Regions from separate parts of the Homo sapiens genome. Here all the other regions are linked to region 1. A link is a contact called in ENCODE Hi-C or POLR2A ChIA-PET data. All regions are on one chromosome and are shown on one strand. The core of a region is the stretch at or near the end of the contact, and the rest is flanking DNA. Distances in the headings are between cores, read along the strand shown. Region 1 holds the start of RIPOR2 (RHO family interacting cell polarization regulator 2). Region 2 holds the start of H3C1 (H3 clustered histone 1). Region 3 holds the start of H3C3 (H3 clustered histone 3). Region 4 holds the start of H2BC5 (H2B clustered histone 5).

Region 1 (5,669 bases), core at 2,391-4,890:
GTGTGTGTGTGTGTGTGTGTGTGTATGAGAGAGAGAAAAAGAGAGAGAAGAAACAGATGGAGAGACAGAGAGAGAACAGACATTGGGATTTGCAGTGTGTAGGTGAATCCCTTTTCTTTCTGTCTCTCTTTCTCTTTCTCTCTCACTATATGCAACCTGTTTTAGAACAAGAGCAGTTACACACCAATGCTCCGAAGTTCTGTGAACCTTAACATTTCCTTTAACCACAAAAAACAATTGCTGAAGCAAACAGGATCTCAGAAAGGCAGTTTAAAAAATACATTGTGAGGATGACTCATTGACTCATTTTTTTTCTTCCCAGATCTTTATAGTGTCCATATATCTAAATGGATTTATATATACTTTTAAGCAAATGCACCTAAATTCTAAATCTGTGTAACCTCTAGGAGAAAGGGATCTTAAAAATGTGTCAATTGCAAGGAAATATAGTTGCCCTAATAACAAGCTTCTGGGCATTTTCCTTTTTTTATGTTACGGAAAACTCATTGTGCCAAAAGCTTTCTGCTTAGGCATGTTAAGTGAGCTGAAAGTATGCGTGAATCCTAGAACAAGCATGAACTTTTACAGGTAGATACATCATTTTGAAGTAAAGACTGGAGACTGGGTAGTAGAATGCTCAGAGAATGTGTAATCAGTCCCCTTGTTTCAGAAGAAGAATGAGGCTCAAAGAAGATAAATGACTTGCCCAAGATCCTCCAGCTATACCACAGCAGGGGCAAGGCTACAACTCAGACTCCTAACAACTTGTTCAGTGCTATATCTGCCACGTTAAACCTCTGAAAAGTTATTTATAAACTGAAGTTCTGTAAATAAGTCCTATTTTGAATCTGAGGTTAACCAGACGTGAAAAAATGGTCACTATTCTATAAACCCATTTTTGTAAATAGACAATAGGGATTCATATGTATTAAGTACTGACCACTATTCTAAAAGCTTTCCCTATCATAACACTTAAGCCACACACAGCCATATGAGGTTTGGACTCCATTTTATAAGTGAGTAAACTGAGGCACAGAGAGATTAGGTAACCTGCTTAAGGTCATAAGTGAATTGGTTGGCAAAGCCTAGACCGTGCAATTCCAGAGCTGAAGCTTTTGACTGTTACCCCACACAGAGCTTGCTTAAAATGAGGCAGCAGCTGGACATGCTTTCACATAAATTGCCAAACATGAGCCACGGCTCTGAAAACTGAATAAAAATACACTGGATGTTGGCCTTGCAAGGATTTTCTCTTTAATCTTTAGGGATTAAGTTAAATGAGATAATCAGTTTGGAAAAGATAAAGCATACCACATTGAAGTGCAACGCAAACATTATGCATCTACTATGAAGATAATCTGTACAACCGATAGGTATTACTGTCCCACTTCACCATTGAGGAGACCAAAGTTAGCTTGTATGGGTACCACGAAGCAGAACCAGAATCTGAGTCTGAATCTCGTTTGACTCCCAACTTATCAACCTGCACTACCTCCCTCACTTCCCACCTCAGAGCTAGCTGGTTACCTAGCTACCTGGAACCTGGGGACCTCAGCCATTCCACTACAACATGGTTAGTGAGGTTACAATAATCACCTTGGAAATGATGAATGCTCAGGAGAGAGAACACACAGGTTCATCCAGCCCTGCTTGGTCTTAACGCTTCCCTTCAGGATGGGGCCACGCATAATCCAGAGTGCAGTGCATCAGCCTATAGAGGGCGCTCTTAAGTATCATAGCCAGATGTAAAAGAGCAAAATTCCTATAGGCAAAGAAATGTGGGCTGGGCGTTTTGGAATGCCATTCCTGGAGGGAGGTGTGGGTGAATGATTGCCAATTTTTCCGTTCTAAGCTTATCTTCATAGTTGTGAGCATTTTTCAGGTCCTCAAAAGAGTTAGTATCTAAGTATAAATTTTCTCTTTAAGGTGTTTGCTTAAAGAGGAAACATCTTTAAGAAGTGAAAGCTGAAGAATGGGGCCTAAGATCAAACTTCAAGGTGTTGGTGGCCTAAACGCCTGCCATCAAAGTAACACAACAGAATGATAACTTGGTAAACAGCAGCGAAGCTCAATAGATATTCTTCAAATTGATTTAAGTTGTGATAAAAACCCAACTAATGATTTTAAATATTTCTGTAGCTAGAACAACATAGCAGAAAGACAACATCAAAATATTAACCATGATTACATTCTACATGACTAGATTACAAGGGGTTCTTTGCGACACTCTAATTTTTCTTCAGCGAACTTGTATTGCTTGGGTAATTACACATACACAAAAACCTTACTACTGTTCCTTTTAAAAAATTACTGAATAGAGTTTTTTAAAAAATTGCTAGACGTAGTTTCTTGCGGAAAATAATCAAATTCACGAGATTCTTGAGTCCAAATTTCCTTTATTTAGGTGGCTCCAAATTCTAAAAAAGCTTTTGCCTATAGCCCAATCTCATAGGCAGCATTTGAACAAAACATCCATCCAATGACTAGATCATCCCTTTAAAATCGCAACCTTTACAGTTAAATTCCAGTGGATAGGTCAAGTCATGGAAAAGCTGCAAGATGAGAACAGAAAACTGAGCAGTGCCAATGGGGATTGGAAGCTACCAGGGCTCCAGTATCCCGACTTGGGAAAAAAGAAAATTGGAAAAGGGAATGGAGGGTTGGAGTGCCAAGTATGTGTGAGGAAGAGTAAGAGAGAAGGACCCAGGCCGGGCATGGTAGCTCACGCCTGTAATCCCAGCACTTTGGGGGGCCAAGGAGGGTGGATCACCTGAAGTCAGGATTTCAAGACCAGCCTGGCCAACATGGCAAAATCCCATCTCTACTAAAAATACAAAAATTAGCTGGGCATGGTGGTGGGCGCCTGTAGTCCCAGCTACTTGGGAGGCTGAGGCAGGAGAATGACTTGAACCCGGGAGACGGAGGTTGCAGTGAGCTGAGATTGCACCACTGCACTCCAGCCTGAGCAACAAAGCAAGACTCTGTCTCAAAAAACAACAACAAAAAAAAAAAAAAAAAAAAAGAGAAGGACCGAGAGAAAGATAGACAGAGAGAGAGAGACAGAGAGAGAGAGAGACAGAAAGAGAGAAGTGCAAATCAAAGCAACATGGTACCATGAAAAACCACTCCTGGTCCATTTATTTAACTTCTTCCCTAGCAGCCCTGCTGTGCTCAAACCACTGTGACAGGCTTTCCTTAAGGTGTTAGACAAGAGATAGCACAGAAGAGAGACAAGGCAAAAAATTTAGTACTATTTTCCAGCCTAAACTAAACCTTTATTTTAGTCATGACTTTAAAAAATGTATTTGCGGGAATGACTCAACCCCTTGTTCCACCCCTTGCCTTGTGTATTCCTTCAGTGCCTAAGTTGATATTTGCAGCCACTACCTCACTCAGGATGCTTTGTTTTTATCATTTCAAAATACTCAAGTCCTTGCCCAAGCTGGGCAAAAGTGTCCAGTGGTGTCAAAACAAAGCAAAGCAGACCGGAGAGCCTCCTGCCAGAAAGATGCATTTACCTTCACCAAAAACATCATCCTCTTCATCGACCAGGAGCTCCTCAGCATCAAAAAACTGCATCTTGGAGAGGACAGGCGCGAGAAGCAGCAGGCAGCAGCCCCGGCAGTCTCAGCAGTCACACTGCCGACCGAGGTGATTTCCTTTCCTTGGGTTGCCCAAGCCCTCTGGAGGGCAGCTTCCGCATCTGCCCTGAAGAAAGCAGTTTCATTCATATGAATAGGCTTCTTGAGCCTTGTGAAGAGTGAATCCCAGGTGGGGTAATTCTCACCACTGAGGAGAAAGAATTTTTTGAAGAGGGCTGCAGATCCGGTTGGATATGAATACAGATATCACTCAAAGTCTGAATGCAATGAATTCTATTTCAAAGCAACAACTTTCATATTTCCTTAAAGAGGAAGGTGGGTGCTTAACTTTCTTGCTTATGAATTTGAACACAATGGGTTTTGTTGAAAGAGGGAGTTCATATTTCTCATATCTTGGTTTTGCTTCAATTACAATTTATCTGAAAGTAAAGCAAGCCACTATGTTAAACCAAAGCAGGCATTTAGAGGACAGAGCTTTTATTTTGCTCAGTAATAGTTGCATTTTTCTTTTCTTTTCTTTTCTTTTTTTCAAACCTCTTGCATTTAAGGATTGGAAACTTTACAGCATTTAAACCAAACTGAACCATATCTAGGCTTTATGTGGCTCGATTAAATCTATAGTCAATGAATAGATAACTGGTTTTGGTCAAACATCTTGCATTTCACAATATTTACTCAGTTTGATACTTCAGACTGTATCACTAAAGGAGAAAGAAGAAAATGTAACTCAAAAAGCAGTCCTCCCAAAGGGATGAGTGAACACTGAGCTTCTACGCGAGCACCATTGGCTGGCATCACCATATCGAGCTACCCAACGTGTGCCAAATTCTGTCTGGCTGCACAAACAAACACACATCTCTCTGAGTAATACTGAGACTTCATTTCGGGGTTTCCCAGAGCACTCCACTGTGTTGTAAGATCTCTTAGGTGGCCAGAAGCTTAGAAAATGCAAATGGAGATGACAGTGAGGAGCTGTTGACCCAAGGTGTTTATTTTTGGCACTTTATTTACTGCATGGTTTTGAAGATACTCCCAGTGTTACCCTAGAGAAACTGTCCCCTCCTCCTGTAACTGCAACCTTGAAATTGCACCATTTTCTCCCAGAAGAGACTGTGGACAACAGGGTTGGAGAAATCCAGCAGTGAGAAGGGATCACCCCAGAGGAATTCAGGAATCAGACACTGAGGGTTAACTGAGCAGCAACAGTCAGTTCATCCCTGCATTGGTGGCTGCAGCAGTTCCCAAAGACAGTGTACAGCTTGGGTCCTGCTGGGATCACCAATTGTTGTCAATCAGGGCTGGAACCATCCTTAGAGGAGAGCTTGGAAATGTCTGGGGTGTTTTGGGTGGCACAATGACTGGGGGTTATTACTGGTATTTAATGTCTTAGCACTCAGGGGCCCAGGGATATCAACCTTACCATAATGCATGGAACAGTAGCTCAACAGGAAGAACTGTCCAGCTCCAAATACCAATAATGCCCACCTTGAGACACACTGACAGGCAGAGAACTGGAGTTATCCTTTTCTCTAGCTCTCCTTTGCATCTCCCCTTTCTGACCCTTTTACCACCCCCTACCATGATCCCCACTTGAATGATGTTTCTGGACAAGGGTTGCACTTAGTTACATAAATTAAATTAATTAAAATGGGCCTAGGTGTAGGAAATTTGGATGTGGACTAAAGCTCTCTTTTGTGTGGTTGGGATAAGAGGATGGGTGTCCATTTTGATAATCACTACATTTCTCAACTACTGTCCTATGTCCTTTAATCTCCACAACTTCATGAGGTGGGTGCTATTATCCCATTTTACAGATGAAGCAATGGGGGCTCTGAGGGCTTGAAAAACATTCCTAAGATCAGGCAGCTAGTGAGTGGCAGATTTGACTAATTCCAGAGCTCACTCTGTTACCTCATGTCTGGACAACTTATGGGAGTGACTGCACACAGTCCAGTTCACTGCAGCATCCCCGTGGCTCTTGGGGACCTGCACTACCTCCCTCACCTCCCACCTCAGAACTACCTGGTTACCACGTGAACCTGAGGGCCCTAGCTATTCCACTTCAAA
Region 2 (5,570 bases), core at 1,704-4,203, 1.1 Mb after region 1:
TCTTCTCCACGTCGTAGCCTGCGGCCGCCAGCGCCTTTTTAAGAGCTGCCAACGACACACCACCACGCTCCTTAGAGGAGGAAGCAGCCTGCACGATCAGCTCTGACACGGAAGGGCCAGCGGGTTTTTTCTTGGAGGCTGCTGCAGCCTTAGCAGGTTTCTTTGCCTTCTTGCCAGCTAAAGGTTTCTCAGGAGCAGCAGAAGCGGCGGGGGCGGGAGGCACTGTTTCAGACATGGTGACTAACACAGCACACCAAATAAAGTGGTATAAACCTGACGAAGCAGGATGCGAAAAAAAGGCCCCAACGCAGCCTATTTATAGGGTGGGACTGCGCCGTGATTGGTGCCCGTCAGTGCCCGCCCCTCGCGCCCTAGCGCCCCCTGCGCGCTGCCGAGGGTTTCGCCCAGTCTCAGAAGGCAGCTGGGGGCCTCTAGGGCCTATGGTCCTGCTCCCCTCAACGCAAGCAAACACACAGAAAAAGCCGCTCTGGTTGCCTCATTGTGAAGGAAATTGTAGGCAGACTGCCGCCCAGTAACATCAGAGGGTACCGCTTCTCTCTCAAAAAGCAGCTCTTTTTTAGGGAGTAGGTTGAGAGGGGGCGGTTTACAAATGCAGTGCCACAAGCATCCGAGGAGTTTTATTAGAAATTTTTAGAGGTCCGTTGCCAGAGATGTTAGTTTTTAATTTGCAAGAAATGTAAAATACAGTGTTTTGAATAGTTGCGGAGGGAGAGAAAAGTGCGAGTTTTAGGCCGTGTTAGGGCCAGTTGTCATCAACTCTATTACATTTTCTGGCAATGTTTTAGAGCGATGTGTCTCGCGAATACCTTTCACGTCAAACAAGAATGAATCGTAGACAACACCAGAATTCACAAACGCTGCAATTAATACTCAAACTGCAAGTGTGGAAACGTTTCTGCACTTGCAACTTATTTCCACAGTCCAATGTGGGATGCACTTCAGGAATTTCCAATGCCCTTTTCATCCATACAACATGCCCCAAATTGGTATTAAGGTTTACAACCTGTGTTCCATGTCAGCACACGCAATCAGCGCACCATGACATGGTCAACTCATTCTTTTATTCAACAAATATTTATGGGCCTCACAAGCCTGCGAAAGGCGTTAAATGCTGGGTCCACGAAACCGGTTCCCTGACAGGCATTCTGCTGGGGAGTTAAGTCCACTTAGTGTGAAAGCAAACACGGGTGATAAATGCAAGCACACCCTGGGGATAAGATTTTATGGTAACAACCCTTTAACTTGTTTGTGGCTGTTAAGTGCATTTCAAAGTATCAATAAGCTAAAACGATCTCACATTGCCAATCAGAGACTCAGCTAATGGGAGAATAAAAAACTATTAAATCGACATCCACTTCTACAATCCTATTCTGGATAACCCCCTAGCACAGCACAGCAGAGAGTGAGGTAATGCGGTCTTATTTCCGCTCCTGCTGTGGTAGTTTTCAAATAAGTCCGAACCATGCTAAGTAACCTGAGCTTTTCCCCTTTTTGTTCAAACAACGTGCCAACCAAATAATGGAGTGGTCCCAGATAAGTATTGTACCCATCTTCTGCACCAGTGCTTCCTACGTCCCATTTTATTGAGAAGGCATGCATTCAAATATTTCACGTAATTTCTAAAAATTTGGAAAATAACGGTTGGAAACTCTACATCTTGGTTTGACGGCTAGTCAGTTATGAAACACAGGTATACAAAATTGGAAGATTTTTGTAAGTAAACCCTTTGTGAAAGATATAAACCTTTCTTAGTGTAATAAGCGAGGTATCTGAAAAAACGCAACTTTTGAAAAGGAAATACTCCTAATTATCTGATTCAGGAGTTTCCACTTTAAATAATGGGTTCTGCCTCCCTTTTTTCTATTGGGTTAAACTGGTTTCAAATAAAATGGGAACGCTCCATGCAAATGAAGGATGATAGATCTGCTTTCTAAATGGCTGTTCAAGAAAATAGCCTAAACCAATCAAAAGATAGAATGTGGCCTGTCTCTTGTGAATTTAAAAAGGTCACAATCCACTTTTCAGTGTTTTGAGATTTTCAAAATGATTGCATTAGCTCTTGGCAATGCTAAATTATGTTCCTTGCGAACCACTATCCAGTTTCTCTTGGGCCAAGTCCACCTCCTGCTCCGCAAGAGGAACAACTCCCAGCTGGTGGTACCTGGCGGCAGTGCTGGAGAAACGCCATTTTGTGACTGGCAGAGTACACCTAGGCTTTAGAAAACAAAAGCTGCAGAACGCTGCAAGTTTAGGATTCAAAGAGCATAATCAAGAGAAAGACGTCTCATAGAAAATGTTTCTGAGTAATAGTGTAATCCTACTATGTTTGAGATGCTTTGTAGATTTCAATAACACTCCTAAGTCAATTAAAGCATTACAAAGGAATCCAATTCTTGTGAAAGGTTTCAGAAATTCCCGTAAAGGGTACATTTCCGGAGAGGAGGTGAGCAGTATTCCCTCTTTTTTTTTTTTTTTTTTTTTTTCCTAAAGAGCTGAAGGTTATACGGAATTGGGGAATTATAATACCTTTGGAATCAATGCCTTGTTTTATGGAAAATAAACACAGCCTTCAGGTTATGAAAACCAGATGTAGAAGAGGACAAGTTTAAAAAATTAAAGTCCAAGCCGGCGCAGTGGGGCTCCCCTGTAATCCCAGCTACTCTGGATGCTGAGGCGGGAAGATCCTTTGAGCCCAAGTTTAAGACCAGCTTGGGGAACAAAGCAAAAGTAAAATAAAATAATAGTAGTAATAAAATACCACTTAAATAATCATCTGTAGAGTTGGAATAGAATATAGTAGCCGGTGAAACTGCACGATTGTTGCTGGCTTAAAGATAGACCAATCAGAGTGTGTAACGTCATATTTAGCGTCTTCTATCATCCAATCACTGCACTTTACACACTATAAATAGAGCAGCTCATGGGCGTATTTGCGCTAGTGTTGGGTGTTCCGCTGTGCTGTTTTTCCGTCATGGCTCGCACTAAGCAAACTGCTCGGAAGTCTACTGGTGGCAAGGCGCCACGCAAACAGTTGGCCACTAAGGCAGCCCGCAAAAGCGCTCCGGCCACCGGCGGCGTGAAAAAGCCCCACCGCTACCGGCCGGGCACCGTGGCTCTGCGCGAGATCCGCCGTTATCAGAAGTCCACTGAACTGCTTATTCGTAAACTACCTTTCCAGCGCCTGGTGCGCGAGATTGCGCAGGACTTTAAAACAGACCTGCGTTTCCAGAGCTCCGCTGTGATGGCTCTGCAGGAGGCGTGCGAGGCCTACTTGGTAGGGCTATTTGAGGACACTAACCTGTGCGCCATCCACGCCAAGCGCGTCACTATCATGCCCAAGGACATCCAGCTCGCCCGCCGCATCCGCGGAGAGAGGGCGTGATTACTGTGGTCTCTCTGACGGTCCAAGCAAAGGCTCTTTTCAGAGCCACCACCTTTTCAAGTAAAGTAGCTGTAAGAAACCAATTTAAGACAAAAGGGAATGCATTGGGAGCACTTTTCGTTTTAATGCTACTGAAGGCTTCAAAACCAATCGATTTCGGCCGGTCGCGGTGACTCACGCCTGTAATTCAAGCACTTTGAGAGGCTGAGGCGGGCGGATTACCAGAAATCAGGAGTTCGGGATCAGCCTGGCCAACATGGCCGAATCCCGTCTCTACGAAAAATACAAAAACACGCCGGGCGCGACGGCGAGCGCTTGTAATCCCAGCTACACTCTGAAGGCTGAGGCAGGAGAAACACTTGAACCTGAGAGGCAGAGGTTTCAGTGAATCGAGATGGCTCTAATGTACTCCAGTCTGGGCGACAGAGAGATTCGGTTAAAAAAAAAGTTCGACTTAAAATAATTCTGGAGTCAGAATGGGTTTACATTTAATTCTTAACCCAGTTCCTCAAAGCCTGTAGCTCTGTTAAGAAAATAAAGGCCATTGGTCAAGCCTGCTTGGTCCCACCCTCATCTCCCCACCCTCCCCCAATCGCTGCTCCCGCCATTTCCTGGGGCTTGGAGGAGGGGTTAAAGGAGCGGACTGTAGGCGTCACATTTCCCGCCTGCGCGCTTTTCAGTCTCAGTGTCCGCTGGAGGTGGGGGCAGGGGTAACGTAGATATATAAAGATCGGTTTCCTATTCTCTCACTTGCTCTTGGTTCACTTCTTGGGAAGTCATGTCTGGACGTGGTAAGGGCGGGAAGGGTTTGGGTAAGGGGGGTGCCAAGCGCCACCGCAAGGTGTTGCGTGACAACATCCAGGGCATCACCAAGCCGGCCATCCGGCGTCTGGCCCGGCGTGGCGGTGTGAAGCGGATCTCTGGTCTGATCTACGAGGAGACTCGCGGGGTGCTCAAGGTGTTTTTGGAGAACGTGATCCGTGACGCTGTCACCTATACGGAGCACGCCAAGCGCAAGACAGTCACTGCCATGGACGTGGTCTACGCGCTTAAGCGCCAGGGACGCACCCTTTATGGCTTTGGCGGTTAAGGTTGCTGATTTCTCCACAGCTTGCATTTCTGAACCAAAGGCCCTTTTCAGGGCCGCCCAACTAAACAAAAGAAGAGCTGTATCCATTAAGTCAAGAAGCTCAATGTGTAATTAAGATGAATGATACTGAGCTGACATCCTAAAAAGGAAAGATTAGGGGAACTCCAAGTTTGCCCTCCACTCACTACATATGGGTAGGGGAGCAACGATATTCCAACTCTGAAGAAAGAGTGGAAAAAAAGTAGTGTTAAAAATTTGTATTAGTTTCCAAGGGACAAAGAAGCGCTGCCCAATCAATGAGGGCCATTCGTAGCTGTCAACCAATCAGAACTGATGAGCTAATATTTCCTGAGGCAAGCCAGGGAGCCGGAGGGGAAGCTAAGAAGCTTATTGAGAAAAAACAAAAACCCTGTTTTAGGAAAAAAAAAAACCATCTTTTAGCGATTATGAAATAAAATCACAGAGACATTTAAGTATCCCTCAATCATGTACTGAGAGCAATACTAAATTTATCGCCACCAATACAGTTTTACTCTATTAAAAAGACCCTGAAAATTGAAACCCTATTCAGACTCCTGGAATACCCAGGACACTAAATTCAGGGGAGATTAAAATCTGTTTTAGAGAGAAAAGGCACCTTTTTCAGTGTTACCGCGGCCTTCAGCAGTTAACCTTTTTTTTTCCCCCTTTACGCAGAAATGGAAATTTGGGTGATAGAAATATTCCGAAATTAAATTGTGATGATGGTTGTACAACTAAGAAAACACGGTAAAATTCATTGAACTGTACCTAAAGTGGGCAAATTTTGTGGTACATTAAATATCAATAAAGCTGATTATATACATACACATATATTTTTATATATGCAGAGAGAGAAATGATGCAAGCAGGGTGGTAGGACATGAGGTTGGTAGCATAGGCAATGTTGGTCTGTGAAGGGCCACCTGTGCTAAACCTGGAAGCCTGGGGTTTGTCCAGTCAAGCCATGGTAGCCATAGTTTTAAAGGATGTTCCTGATGCAGTTATGTGTTCCAGTTAAGTACATCTAGCTTCAGAACTCAGCTGGAAAAGGGATGT
Region 3 (6,009 bases), core at 3,053-5,552, 1.1 Mb after region 1:
AAATTTTTAAAAAGCGAAGGTCAGTGAATAAAGGGCAATTATCTACTTCCCTACAATGAAATGCAGTAATGAAAATAATCATTAGAATCTCTTTTATTAATTTAAAAGGATACTAGAAAAGTGAAATACAATCTCACTTATAGAAGATTTACATATTGGTTTGCATAGACTTGCACAAGATAAAATTTCTGTAAGATTGGTCACCAAAATGTCCTGAATGATAACATTACAATTAATGTTTATATTGTAGGGGAAAAGAAAATTCTGTTTTTCTCACCCATCAGTAAGTTCATGCTTGAGGCCCCTCTACAAAAAGACAGATTGGTCGGGTGCAGTGGCTCACGTCTGTAATCCGAGCACTTTGGCAGGACGAGGCGGGCGGATCACGAGGTAAGGAGATTGAGAACATCCTGGCCAACACGGTGAAACCCTGTCTCTACTAAAAATACAAAAATTAGCGGGGCATGGTGGCACGTATCTGTGGTCCCAGCTACTCGGGAGGGCGAGGCAGTAGAATCGCTTGAACCTGGGAAGCGGAGGTTGCAGTGAGCCGAGATCGCGCCATTGCACTCCAGCCTGGGTGACAGAGCAAGGCTCAGTCTCAAAAAACAAAAAAAAAGATTAGCAAGAGAAAAGCATACAAATGTATTTAATATAAGTTTTATATTACATGGGACCCTTCGGAAATGAAAACTCGAGGGAAGCGGGAAACCTGTGAATTTTTATGGCAAGTTTTGTGAAATGCATAGTTGTGGATTAATATGATTGACAGTAGGCATATGATCTAATGGTAATAAACTGAGGGGGACATAGCAAGGCTTGTTTGTTAATTACCTATTAACGATCAGCCGAGTATCAGCAGAGACAGCAAAACATCCTAGTTTTGAGTTAGAAGACCTAGGTTTTTGTTTTGGCTTATCAATTATGGGTATTGTTTTAGATGAAACATCAAGTATTCTTGATTTCTTATTTCAAAAATAAAAAATAAAAAATAAAGGAAGGAAAAAAGAAGAAAAAAAGAGAAGAAAAGTGTCAGAGTTACTTGAACCAGAGTAACTCCATTTTGAGTGAGGGCTAGGAAAATGAGGCTGAGACTTTCTGGGCTGCATTCCCAGAAAGTCAGTCATTCCTAGCTTCTAGATGTTTACGGTTAAGGGAACAAATAAATAATGTTTACTAAACAGACTCAGACTTAGGAGTGTCCAGATATCCCTATATCTGGAGAACAAAGGCATTCTTAATTTTGTTTAAAGATAATAATGTTGATTCTTGCAAAATATAGTAACTAAGAAAATTAATCCTTTATCACAAACTTGTAGCAGAGCACATCTCCCCATATATACAAGTATTGTACCTAGGGTGGATGCCTTCCTCCTCTTACTTTCGGGAATGTCCTGCTCCGTCTATGGAGTAGTTGTCGTTTCACCACTTTACTTTCTTAGTAAACTTGCATTTACTTTGCACTGCGGACTCACCCTGAACTCTTTCTTGCGCGGGATCCAAGAACCCTCTCTTGGGGTCTGGATGGGGACCTCTTTCCTGTAACATATTTCTGGCCACCACAGAAGGGACTATAGTACAGAAACCCTGACCCAACAGCTACCTTTGGGTAAGTGTTGGAGTTCTGTAACAAAGGAAGAAGGCAGGCAGGCAAAAAATTTATGAAAGAACATACGACAAAATAATTTCTGCTTCAAAACTTCATATTTTTTTAATTTTTTTTTTTTTTTTTTTTTGAGACGGAGTCTCGCTCTGTCACCCAGGCTGGAGTGCCATGGCGCGATCTCGGCTCACTGCAAGCTCCGCCTCCCGCGTTCACGCCATTCTCCTGCCTCAGCCTCCCGAGTAGCTGGGACTACAGGCGCCCACCATCACGCCCAGCTAATTATTTTGTATTTTTAGTAGAGACGGGGTTTCATCGTGTTAAGCAGGATGGTCTCCATCTCCTGACCTCGTGATCCGCCCGCCTCGGCCTCCCAAATTGCCGGGATTAAAGGCAAGAGGCACCGCGCACGGCCCCGTCCAAGTTAACCTTGGCTCTAAAACTTGTCTTCGCTAACATTCCAGTTGATCCTCTAGAACTGAAACAGAATAGCAGCAGCACCACCTTAAGAAATTGTGGTTATAGCTCTCCTTGTGACAAAGTAGGTGGCTCTGAAAAGAGCCTTTGGGTTTGGAAGTGCTTACATAAGCACTTATTTAGAGCTAGTGTACTTGGTAACTGCCTTAGTGCCCTCGGACACAGCATGCTTAGCCAGCTCCCCAGGCAGCAGCAGGCGCACAGCCGTCTGAATCTCCCTGGAGGTGATGGTCGAGCGCTTATTGTAGTGAGCCAGGCGAGAAGCCTCGCCCGCGATGCGCTCGAAGATGTCGTTGACGAAGGAATTCATGATCCCCATGGCCTTGGATGAGATGCCGGTGTCGGGGTGGACCTGCTTCAGAACCTTGTACACATAGATAGAATAGCTCTCCTTGCGGCTGCGCTTACGCTTCTTACCATCCTTCTTCTGCGCCTTAGTGATAGCCTTCTTAGAACCCTTTTTAGGGGCTGGAGCAGACTTAGAGGGTTCAGGCATTGCTATTCCTAAACAGAATAGAAAAGCTACTAACACTCTCCACTACAGAGTAGTACAGAGAACAGTTCAGAGCCCATGTATTTATAGTCCTGAGATTCAAATGACGGTTTAAGATTCCTCACTTCTGATTGGACAAAAGAAACACGGTTTCACTGAGGGGTGGGGTTTATGCAAATATGGAATTTATGTTATCTTTTTCTATTGGATAAAGCACCAAACATAATTGACCAATAGGATAGCTTCCTATTGCAGCCTTGCAGTTTGTATAAAAGGATTTGTTCAGGCGCCATTCCAGCTTGCTTGTCTTTCACAGTTTTCCGCTGCTTTCATAGGTCGCTATTTGCGGACGTGGAAAATGGAGCTAAAGCAAAAACTTGTTCGTCGCTACCGGGCTTGCAGTTCCCAATAGGGCAGAGTCCGTCATCTTTTTCGAAAGGGCAATTATTTTGAGCCGGTCGGAGCCGGTGCGCCAGTGTACTTACAATACCTGGCCGCCGAGATCTTAGAACTGGTGGGCAGCGCCATACGTGACAAGACCCGCAGCATCATCCCCCGCCACCTGCAGCTGGCCATCCGAAACGACGAGGAGGTCAACAAGCAGCTGGGCAACGTCACTATTGCTCAGGGAGGCGTCCTGTCCAATATTCAGGCCGTCCTGTTGCCAAAATAACAGAGCCACGATAAGGCCAAGGTCAAGTAAACACTCAAATCAGAAAACGTAGCTTACACTTGAAACGGCATTTTTCAGAGCCGTCCATAGTTACACAAGAAAGGATGATAACTTGCTTCTGTTAGGGTATTTTTTGCTTTTCGTTTGGATTGGTTTGTTTTGAGACAGTCTAGTTCTGTCACCCAGGCTGGAGTGCAGCGGCGCGATATCGGCTTACTGCAACCTCCACCCCGCCGCTTCACGCGGTTCTCATGCCTCAGCCTCCTGTGTACTTGGGATTACAGGCGTCTGCTACCGCGCCCAGCTAGTTTTTGTATTTTTATGCGAGACGGGGTTTCACCATTTTAGCCAGGGTTGTCTTGAACTCCTGGCCTCTAGTGATCGTCCCATCTCGCCCTCCCAAAATGCTGGGATTACAGGCGTGAGCCACCGCCCCCCTAGCCTAATGGTGTTAAAAAGTTAAGTTTCGAGAAAATAACACCTTCCTTTAGAAAGTACATTTTAGAGTATACAAAGTGAAACTTAAGGCCAACCAAAATAAGACATTTTGAGAACAGGCAGGGTGGGAATGTGACTTGGACTTAGAAAACAAAGGGCAAGGAAACTTGCTGTTCGCCAGTAACAAAATAGCATGGAATCTCATTCTCTGAATATAAGCGTTATTTCCCGACATGAGTCTGAACGTTTCTGGTGGTTTAGTGAGTGTTCACCAGCATTGATAACTTGCGAGACTGTCAGGAATGCAGAATTTCAAGTCCCACTCAAACTTACTGAATCGGAATTTACATTTTAAAAATCCTTAGATACCTTGTTATACACTCTGTTCTTTGGGACTGGATGAACTAGAATTTTAGACAATTTGTCGCTGCAGATAACTGAAACGAAAAGGACAGGATGGGCGGTGGGGCAACTCATCCAATAAGATTGTCTAGTAATGAACCAATCAGTCTGGTCACTCTTCAGCCAATGATTTTATCGCGCGGGACTTTTGAAATATTACAGGACCAATCAGAATGTTTCTCACTATATTTAAAGGCCACTTGCTCTCAGTTCACTACACTTTTGTGTGTGCTCTCATTGCAAATGGCTCGTACGAAGCAAACAGCTCGCAAGTCTACCGGCGGCAAAGCTCCGCGCAAGCAGCTTGCTACTAAAGCAGCCCGTAAGAGCGCTCCGGCCACCGGTGGCGTGAAGAAACCTCATCGCTACCGCCCGGGCACCGTGGCCTTGCGCGAAATCCGTCGCTACCAGAAGTCCACCGAGCTGCTGATCCGGAAGCTGCCGTTCCAGCGCCTGGTGCGAGAAATCGCCCAGGACTTCAAAACCGACCTGCGTTTCCAGAGCTCTGCGGTGATGGCGCTGCAGGAGGCTTGTGAGGCCTACCTGGTGGGACTCTTCGAAGACACCAATCTGTGCGCTATTCACGCTAAACGCGTCACCATCATGCCCAAAGATATCCAGCTGGCACGTCGCATCCGTGGGGAAAGGGCATAAGTCTGCCCGTTTCTTCCTCATTGAAAAGGCTCTTTTCAGAGCCACTCACAATTTCACTTAAAAACAGTTGTAACCCATTCGGTTGTCTATGTTAGTTTCCAGGAGATATAAAGGTGATAACTACACACAAGTTTTGTAACTGCAGACAAGTCTATCAGGCCTTTTCAACCGGTTTTACTGCGAGAAAACAAGCTGAGTTACTGTTTTGCCCTTGTTAAAAAATTCCTAGGGGTCTTTTTAGCATGTATATGTGTAAATACTTACATATTGAAAGGCTCCTGGGGACACCACCGTCACTCCTTTTAATCCACGTGACAATTTTAGTTCTGATGGCAGTATTATTAAAGCTATCATAAAGACAATGTGTGTGTAGTTACCTAAGTCCACAAAAACAATAGCTGACCCCAAAATTCAGTATTGGTTTTGGGCTGCTGGAGGTGGAGTCAGAGCTCAGGTGGAAGAAACTGGCCTCAGTACACACTGCCAAAAGTCCACTAAATAGATTTATGTAACAAGTACACAAGACTTGCGTATGACCATCCAAAGATTATGCGGTCATCCTTATCCAGGGAATTTGAGAATGAAGGGTGGCAACTGCAAAGCTCTTTTACCCATGTCCTCTTTTAATAAATATTTAAAAATATTCAAATGCTGATTTCATCCATTTTCTAAATATATTAGTATACTTAACTGATGGGGTAGATCAAGGTTTTCTGGGGATCAAACCTTTTACAACTTGTTAACTATTAAAAACTATAATGTAAAATTAAAAATGCAAAAGTACTGCAGACTGTAAATATAAATTTATAATGGGAAAATAAAATCAAATTCCAATTTTATAAAAGCTGACAAAACAACAGCCATCACAAAATTCAGAAAATAGCATATTTTATTAACTTCTGAATATGACACTACCAAGTATATTTTCCTGTAGTTTTGACTGAATACTCTGATTCCATCTTCAGATCGAAATTATTTTGTAATGTTGTCTATAGGTAATGGAAATAGAATTCAATCTTTCCTCCAGGGTGGCTGATGATAATATGTTTTCTTCATAACTTAGAAGTATTTCAGTTTCAAAACACATTATTGGTAATGTCAAGTAAGTTTTTAGGATTGTTTTCAAATTTGGAAAATCCTCTGTTAAGCTCCTTTCACATGTAAGTTGTAAACTTTGTAAGAATTCTTTCCAGACTAGCTTCTGGCTCTATACGTTTCTACTCTCCACTAGACACTCACTCTCAGTGCTGGGAATGTGTTTTGAATACT
Region 4 (5,847 bases), core at 453-2,952, 1.2 Mb after region 1:
TGCTCCGGCCCCTGCCGAGAAGACTCCCGTGAAGAAGAAGGCCCGCAAGTCTGCAGGTGCGGCCAAGCGCAAAGCGTCTGGGCCCCCGGTGTCCGAGCTCATTACTAAAGCTGTTGCCGCCTCCAAGGAGCGCAGCGGCGTATCTTTGGCCGCTCTCAAGAAAGCGCTGGCAGCCGCTGGCTATGACGTGGAGAAGAACAACAGCCGCATCAAGCTGGGTCTCAAGAGCCTGGTGAGCAAGGGCACCCTGGTGCAGACCAAGGGCACCGGCGCGTCGGGTTCCTTCAAACTCAACAAGAAGGCGGCCTCTGGGGAAGCCAAGCCTAAGGCTAAAAAGGCAGGCGCGGCCAAGGCCAAGAAGCCAGCAGGAGCGGCGAAGAAGCCCAAGAAGGCGACGGGGGCGGCCACCCCCAAGAAGAGCGCCAAGAAGACCCCAAAGAAGGCGAAGAAGCCGGCTGCAGCTGCTGGAGCCAAAAAAGCGAAAAGCCCGAAAAAGGCGAAAGCAGCCAAGCCAAAAAAGGCGCCCAAGAGCCCAGCGAAGGCCAAAGCAGTTAAACCCAAGGCGGCTAAACCAAAGACCGCCAAGCCCAAGGCAGCCAAGCCAAAGAAGGCGGCAGCCAAGAAAAAGTAGAAAGTTCCTTTGGCCAACTGCTTAGAAGCCCAACACAACCCAAAGGCTCTTTTCAGAGCCACCCACCGCTCTCAGTAAAAGAGCTGTTGCACTATTAGGGGGCGTGGCTCGGGAAAACGCTGCTAAGCAGGGGCGGGTCTCCCGGGAACAAAGTCGGGGAGAGGAGTGGGATTTTGTGTGTCTCCGGAGCTATTTTTGACTAAGGCGTCGCGTCGCCCAAGCCGGAGTGCAGTGGCGTCATCTCGATTTTGCGTTCTCGAGTGTCGGAGTTGAACCCATTTGGGCCTCCCTTGTGCTTTGCACTTTTAGCAGGCCCTGGCCTCCAGATAGCATGGGAAAAAAAATGTTGGGATTTTCCCGGGTTTCTAAGCTGGGTTTTTCCGAGTTCCAAACACGGCACAGTGTATCAGTTTCTGTGCTGGTTACAAGCCTACTGGTTATCCCTATCGAGTATGGCAGGCAGTGAGGGACTTCAGAGGAGTACGTCTTAGGACAAGTGGCATAGTACTGACATTATTTCCGAAGGGCTACATTTCAAGTGCTTGGGGAGACTACTGCCACATAACTGAAAATTAGAAACCGACACTGCAGAAAAATACTTGGTCCTTAAATGTGGCATTTGGATGGATTAAGGACTTGCCGAAACGTAAAACTGACAGACTTGGGGGGGGGGGATGTCCCAATTAGCACGGCTTCTGTATGCAACGAGTCCCATACTTTGTTAAAGGAAGAAAGGAATGTGAGTTCTCCTAATCTGTTAAGTATCTTTCGGTGTAAGTTCTGACACCACAATGTTAAAAAAGTCGGATCTCAAAAACCAACTGCTCCAAGCGAAGTGCACAGCTGTCTTGCCTAAAGAGGCCTATTTATAGTAGCCTCGGGTAGTCTGGTCTGGGCTTTCTCATTGGGTACAAGTAAAGGAACGAAATAGCCAATGAAAAGGTAGACTTTTAAGTGTCGTTTACATTGGCATTTGTGACGACACTCTAAAATTAATCCAATCATAAACGAAATCTGATTAACCTCATTTGAATACCGCATCTATAAATGAACAGGGCCTCGGCGGGAGTGATTATTTTCTCAGGTGTTTGCAACAGTGTTCTAACTATTAACGCTACGATGCCTGAACCTACCAAGTCTGCTCCTGCCCCAAAGAAGGGCTCCAAGAAGGCGGTGACTAAGGCTCAGAAGAAGGACGGGAAGAAGCGCAAGCGCAGCCGCAAGGAGAGCTATTCAGTGTATGTGTACAAGGTGCTGAAGCAGGTCCATCCCGACACCGGCATCTCTTCCAAGGCAATGGGGATCATGAATTCCTTCGTCAACGACATCTTCGAGCGCATCGCAGGCGAGGCTTCCCGCCTGGCGCATTACAACAAGCGCTCGACCATCACCTCCAGGGAGATCCAGACGGCCGTGCGCCTGCTGCTTCCGGGGGAGCTGGCCAAGCACGCCGTGTCGGAGGGCACCAAGGCCGTCACCAAGTACACCAGTTCCAAGTAACTTTGCCAAGTAAGCATCTTTACACCTAATCCCAAAGGCTCTTTTAAGAGCCACGCATGTTTTCAATAAATGAGTTGTAATCATTTCATTCAAAAGGGGGGTTATTGGACTTAGCACCACAGTACCAATCTTTAATGTTACGTTAGTACTGCAGAGGAAATAACTTGGAAGTTACAGGGAATAACAATAGGTACTAGAAATTGAGTGCTATGGGTACGTATTAGATCGTTAGCTCATTTAGTATCACATAACACTAGCATAAACTGAAAGTATTGTAAATGTACAGCTCTTTGGTTTCCGTGTGCAGATTTCCAAGTTGATCGTGATGTTGATCCGGGACTCGGTGTGGTGACGGCCCGCCCTGAGCACGAAAGTGCACGCTCTTGACAACTTCCTTATGTTTGGAGCTTTCTCCACCACCACCCCCGCCCATTTTCTTGTAAAATTTTTACCATGCAGATATGTAATAACTGCAAGTAAAGGCTGAAGACAATGTGAGCTGAACACGGAACTATTACAAAGGTTTCTGATTTGTTTTGTAATTGGGCCAGTTTCTGTCTGAAGCTCTTAAGCGAGTGGGGCAGGGAAAGGCGGATCCTAGGCGCTGAGGTGCAGGAAAAAGAAGCAGCTTCTGAGACACCTTAAAATTCTTTTGCTAAACCGTCTTTTTCTGAAAGTCATTTAATTTATAGGTTTTTTTTTTTTTTTTTTTTTTTTTTTTTGGCAGCTTTCAGGTTAAAAGTCCTCCGGGTAACGGCAGAAACCAAATAGTCAATCATTAAGGTGCCTGACTGCACGTAGGCAATAGTTATCGCAGGACTGAAGCCCCCTTTGCAGTACAATTTATCCTTTCCTAGATGCCCCTGAGTACGGAGGACTGGAGGAGGTAGAAAGGGAAAGAAAACCTCCTTCTGGCAGGATGTAGCTTCTGCTGCACAAGGTAGGATGATGACAAAAGGTTTTCACTGCTGGGGAATGGATGATTGCGGGAGAAAAAGAATCTCGGAAAAGAGTCGGGAGGGAACTAGGAGGGAGTGGCCAGAAGGAAAGGAACAAATACTTGAGACGTGAAAAATGTGAGATGGATGAGGCTAGGTTTGGAGTCAAATGTTGGCTGAGAGGGAGAATTTAAGTGATGGATGGATGATCATTGTCTAAAAGAGGAATGAATTTAGAAGTTTGTCCTCATGCCCTCATAAACAAACACGAAATGATGGATTATGGGATACATTTTCCATAACATGGCAAGCGTGGTACTTGGACGGATAAATAAAAGCCTGAGTAATATTTTCTAAATTCTTAAAAGTAAGAAAGAGGGTCTAAGAAAGTAAACTCAGAGCCAGGGACTTGGCCCATGTTAAACCCCAAGCACTACAGCTGGCTTTTACTCAACCCGTGGAAACTGACCAGGGTATAGAGCCTGATATATCTTCTTAGGTGAAGGTGAGACACCAGACCTAAATCTGTCATCTCAAGAGTAGAAGGATGAACCACACATACAAACCCATCACAGATGAATGCAAATAAAAAAGTCAGCTCCGAAGTTGGGTTCTGAGCAGTGTAGATTCTACTGCTAAGGCTTGGACTACAAGCCATCGATGCTTACTTGTTCCTGGCATTCATACCATAGGGATTCAAACACCCAAGCTGAGAATTTAATTTAGGCATATCCCAGGCTGGTTTTGTGCCCCTGAGCACCCGGTAGAAACAAATACAAGTCATCTCTGGAAAAGAAGCTTCATTTTACACCTCAACAAATTGCCACAGCTAAAATATCCCCCCAAAAATGCACAAGGAGCTTCACAATCTAAATTAAACATCATGAAACTAGAAGTATGACTAATGAAAACAAAAGCAACAGACAATGGGAGCTGGGCGTGGTGGCTAATGCCTGTAATCCCAGCACTTCGGGAGGCTGAGGCTGGAGGATTGCTTGAGGCCAAAAGTTTGAGATCCTGTCTCTGAAAAAAAAAAAAAAAAAAAAAAGCAACAGACAATGGAAATGAAAAGGGAGAATTAACAAGATACAGACTTGAGGCCAGGCACGGTGGTTCATGCCTGTAATCCCAGCACTTTGGGAAGTTGAGGCAGGCGGATCACAAGGTCAGGAGTTCGAGACCAGTCTGGCCAACATAGTGAAACCCCGTCTCTACTAAAAGTACACAAAAAATTAGCCAGTGTGGTGGTGTGCGCCTTTAATCCCAGCTACTCAGGAGGATGAGGCAGGAGAATCGCGTGAACCCGGGAGGTGGAGTTTGCAGTGAGCCAAGATCGTGCCACTGCACTCCACCCTGGGCCACAGAATGAGACTCTGTCTCAAAAAAAAAAAAAAACAGACTCGAATTGACTAGTGTCTTTTTGAAAAAAGAAAAAGAGGCCAGGCACAGTGGCTCACGCCTGTAATCCCAGCACTTTGGGAGGCTGAGGCAGGCGGATCACCTGAGCTCAGGAGTTCGAGACCAGCCTGGCCAATATGGTGAAACCCCATCTCTACTAAAAATACAAAAATCATCCAGGCATGGTGGCATGCACCTGTAATCTCAACTACTCAGGAGGCTGAGGCAGGAGAATCGCTTCAACCCAGGAGGCAGAGGTTGCATTGAGCCAAGATCACGCAATTGTCCTCCAGTCTGGGCAACAAGAGTGAAACTCCATCTGAAGGAAAAAAAAAGAAACAAAAAGTCTTATAAATATATTGAGGGACTAAGGAAATACCAAAAGTGACCACATAGATTTGAAAAAAGAACCTAATAGAAATTCTAGAAAATAAACATGTAATTATAAGACAAATTGAAATGAAAAGCTTACTGCATGTGTTTAACAGCAGCCAATTGGACCTACCGGTAGAAATTTAATAAACTATGTAATCAGATCTTAAGGAATTATCTGAAATGCAGAGATAAAAATGCAAAAGTGAGTTTAAGAAACCTGGAATTAGGGCTGGGCAAGGTGACTCATGCTTGTAATCCCAGCACTTTCAGAGGCCAAGGCAGGAGGATTGCTTGAGCCCAGGAGTTGGAGACCAGCCTGAATAATATGGCAAACCCCCGACTCTACTGAAAATACAAAAAATTAGCCAGGCATGGTGGTGCGTGCTTGTGGTCCCAGCTACTCAGGAGGCTGAGGTGAGAGAATCACTTGAGCTAGGGAAATCAAGGCTGCAGAGAGCCATGATCACACCACTGCACTCCAGCCTGGGCAATGAGAGTGAGACCTTGTCTCAAATAATAAATAAATAAATGAAAAGAGACCTAGAATTAGTAGTAAAATATGATCTGACGTTGACCTAATCACAGTACCAGAAGAAACAATCAGGGAGAATGATGCAAATGTGAGATTTAAAAGATCATGGCCAATAATTTTCTAGAATGGATGGATTACTAATAATTAAAAATAATATAAGAAAATAAAAATTGAAACCTAATGTATTGCTCATCAAAGCAAGCCTAGGTTAACAAAGTAAATATTTAAACAGAAAAATGATACAAAAAAAGGGAGTCACTATGTGTGCTGTGAATTAATTAAGCTCTCCAAATTTTTACAGATGTAATACTGATTTTCAAAAGATTGTGACTTCTGTTACATATTGACATATGACCTCACACTAAAGCACTGTTTGAAATTCTGCATGTAGGAGGATAATTGGATAATTGGTTATTTACATGAATTTTGTGTCTAGCTAACCTTATCAAATTCTATTAATCCTAATCAATAGT

Evidence for each region. Hi-C counts contacts between places; a loop is a spot of excess contacts on that map. ChIA-PET counts read pairs that join two places held with the same protein, here RNA polymerase II (POLR2A). Pooled maps may share reads with other maps.
Region 2: a map of GM12878 shows a loop between it and region 1 (5-fold over the local background). The contact joins the promoter of H3C1 here to the promoter of RIPOR2 in region 1. A Hi-C loop is called at or near these places in 1 of 168 maps with a recorded cell type or tissue (GM12878), 4 of 37 single-sample maps with no recorded cell type and 12 of 50 pooled maps. POLR2A ChIA-PET finds 5 or more read pairs at or near these places in 11 of 52 experiments (CD4-positive, alpha-beta T cell, CD8-positive, alpha-beta T cell, OCI-LY7 and 7 more).
Region 3: a pooled map shows a loop between it and region 1 (3-fold over the local background). The contact joins the promoter of H3C3 here to the promoter of RIPOR2 in region 1. A Hi-C loop is called at or near these places in 4 of 50 pooled maps. POLR2A ChIA-PET finds 5 or more read pairs at or near these places in 7 of 52 experiments (activated CD4-positive, alpha-beta T cell, activated CD4-positive, alpha-beta memory T cell, activated T-cell and 3 more).
Region 4: a pooled map shows a loop between it and region 1 (4-fold over the local background). The contact joins the promoter of H2BC5 here to the promoter of RIPOR2 in region 1. A Hi-C loop is called at or near these places in 2 of 50 pooled maps. POLR2A ChIA-PET finds 5 or more read pairs at or near these places in 4 of 52 experiments (B cell, GM12878, naive thymus-derived CD4-positive, alpha-beta T cell and 1 more).

What each region holds. Positions count from the first base shown.
Region 1 is chr6:24,932,320-24,937,988 of GRCh38, forward strand. RIPOR2 (RHO family interacting cell polarization regulator 2) reads right to left here and starts at 3,641. Exons shown (of 22, transcript NM_001286445.3): 1 at 3,519-3,641. The coding sequence starts at 3,579. It overlaps LOC105374981 (a long non-coding RNA gene), which reads left to right and starts at 1,656. Exons shown (of 3, transcript XR_007059514.1): 1 at 1,656-1,745; 2 at 1,927-2,051. RefSeq lists an enhancer at 4,354-4,523.
Region 2 is chr6:26,017,498-26,023,067 of GRCh38, forward strand. It overlaps H3C1 (H3 clustered histone 1), which reads left to right and starts at 2,954. Exons shown (of 1, transcript NM_003529.3): 1 at 2,954-3,461. The coding sequence starts at 2,993. The coding sequence ends at 3,403. It overlaps H4C1 (H4 clustered histone 1), which reads left to right and starts at 4,152. Exons shown (of 1, transcript NM_003538.4): 1 at 4,152-4,553. The coding sequence starts at 4,182. The coding sequence ends at 4,493. H1-1 (H1.1 linker histone, cluster member) reads right to left here and starts at 290. Exons shown (of 1, transcript NM_005325.4): 1 at 1-290. The coding sequence starts at 235. RefSeq lists enhancers at 2,466-3,282, 3,283-4,099, 3,617-3,716, 3,747-3,796, 4,100-4,915 and 2 more.
Region 3 is chr6:26,041,082-26,047,090 of GRCh38, forward strand. It overlaps H3C3 (H3 clustered histone 3), which reads left to right and starts at 4,303. Exons shown (of 1, transcript NM_003531.3): 1 at 4,303-4,788. The coding sequence starts at 4,330. The coding sequence ends at 4,740. It overlaps H2BC3 (H2B clustered histone 3), which reads right to left and starts at 2,632. Exons shown (of 1, transcript NM_021062.3): 1 at 2,146-2,632. The coding sequence starts at 2,576. The coding sequence ends at 2,196. It also overlaps the pseudogene H2AC5P. RefSeq lists enhancers at 2,876-3,115, 4,346-4,665.
Region 4 is chr6:26,156,420-26,162,266 of GRCh38, forward strand. H2BC5 (H2B clustered histone 5) reads left to right here and starts at 1,703. Exons shown (of 1, transcript NM_021063.4): 1 at 1,703-2,188. The coding sequence starts at 1,751. The coding sequence ends at 2,131. H1-4 (H1.4 linker histone, cluster member) reads left to right here. Exons shown (of 1, transcript NM_005321.3): 1 at 1-696. The coding sequence ends at 631. It overlaps H2BC6-AS1 (H2BC6 antisense RNA 1), which reads right to left. Exons shown (of 3, transcript NR_186648.1): 3 at 3,855-4,786. RefSeq lists enhancers at 1-389, 1-73, 334-413, 1,143-1,894, 2,034-2,083 and 1 more and silencers at 704-753, 3,082-3,376.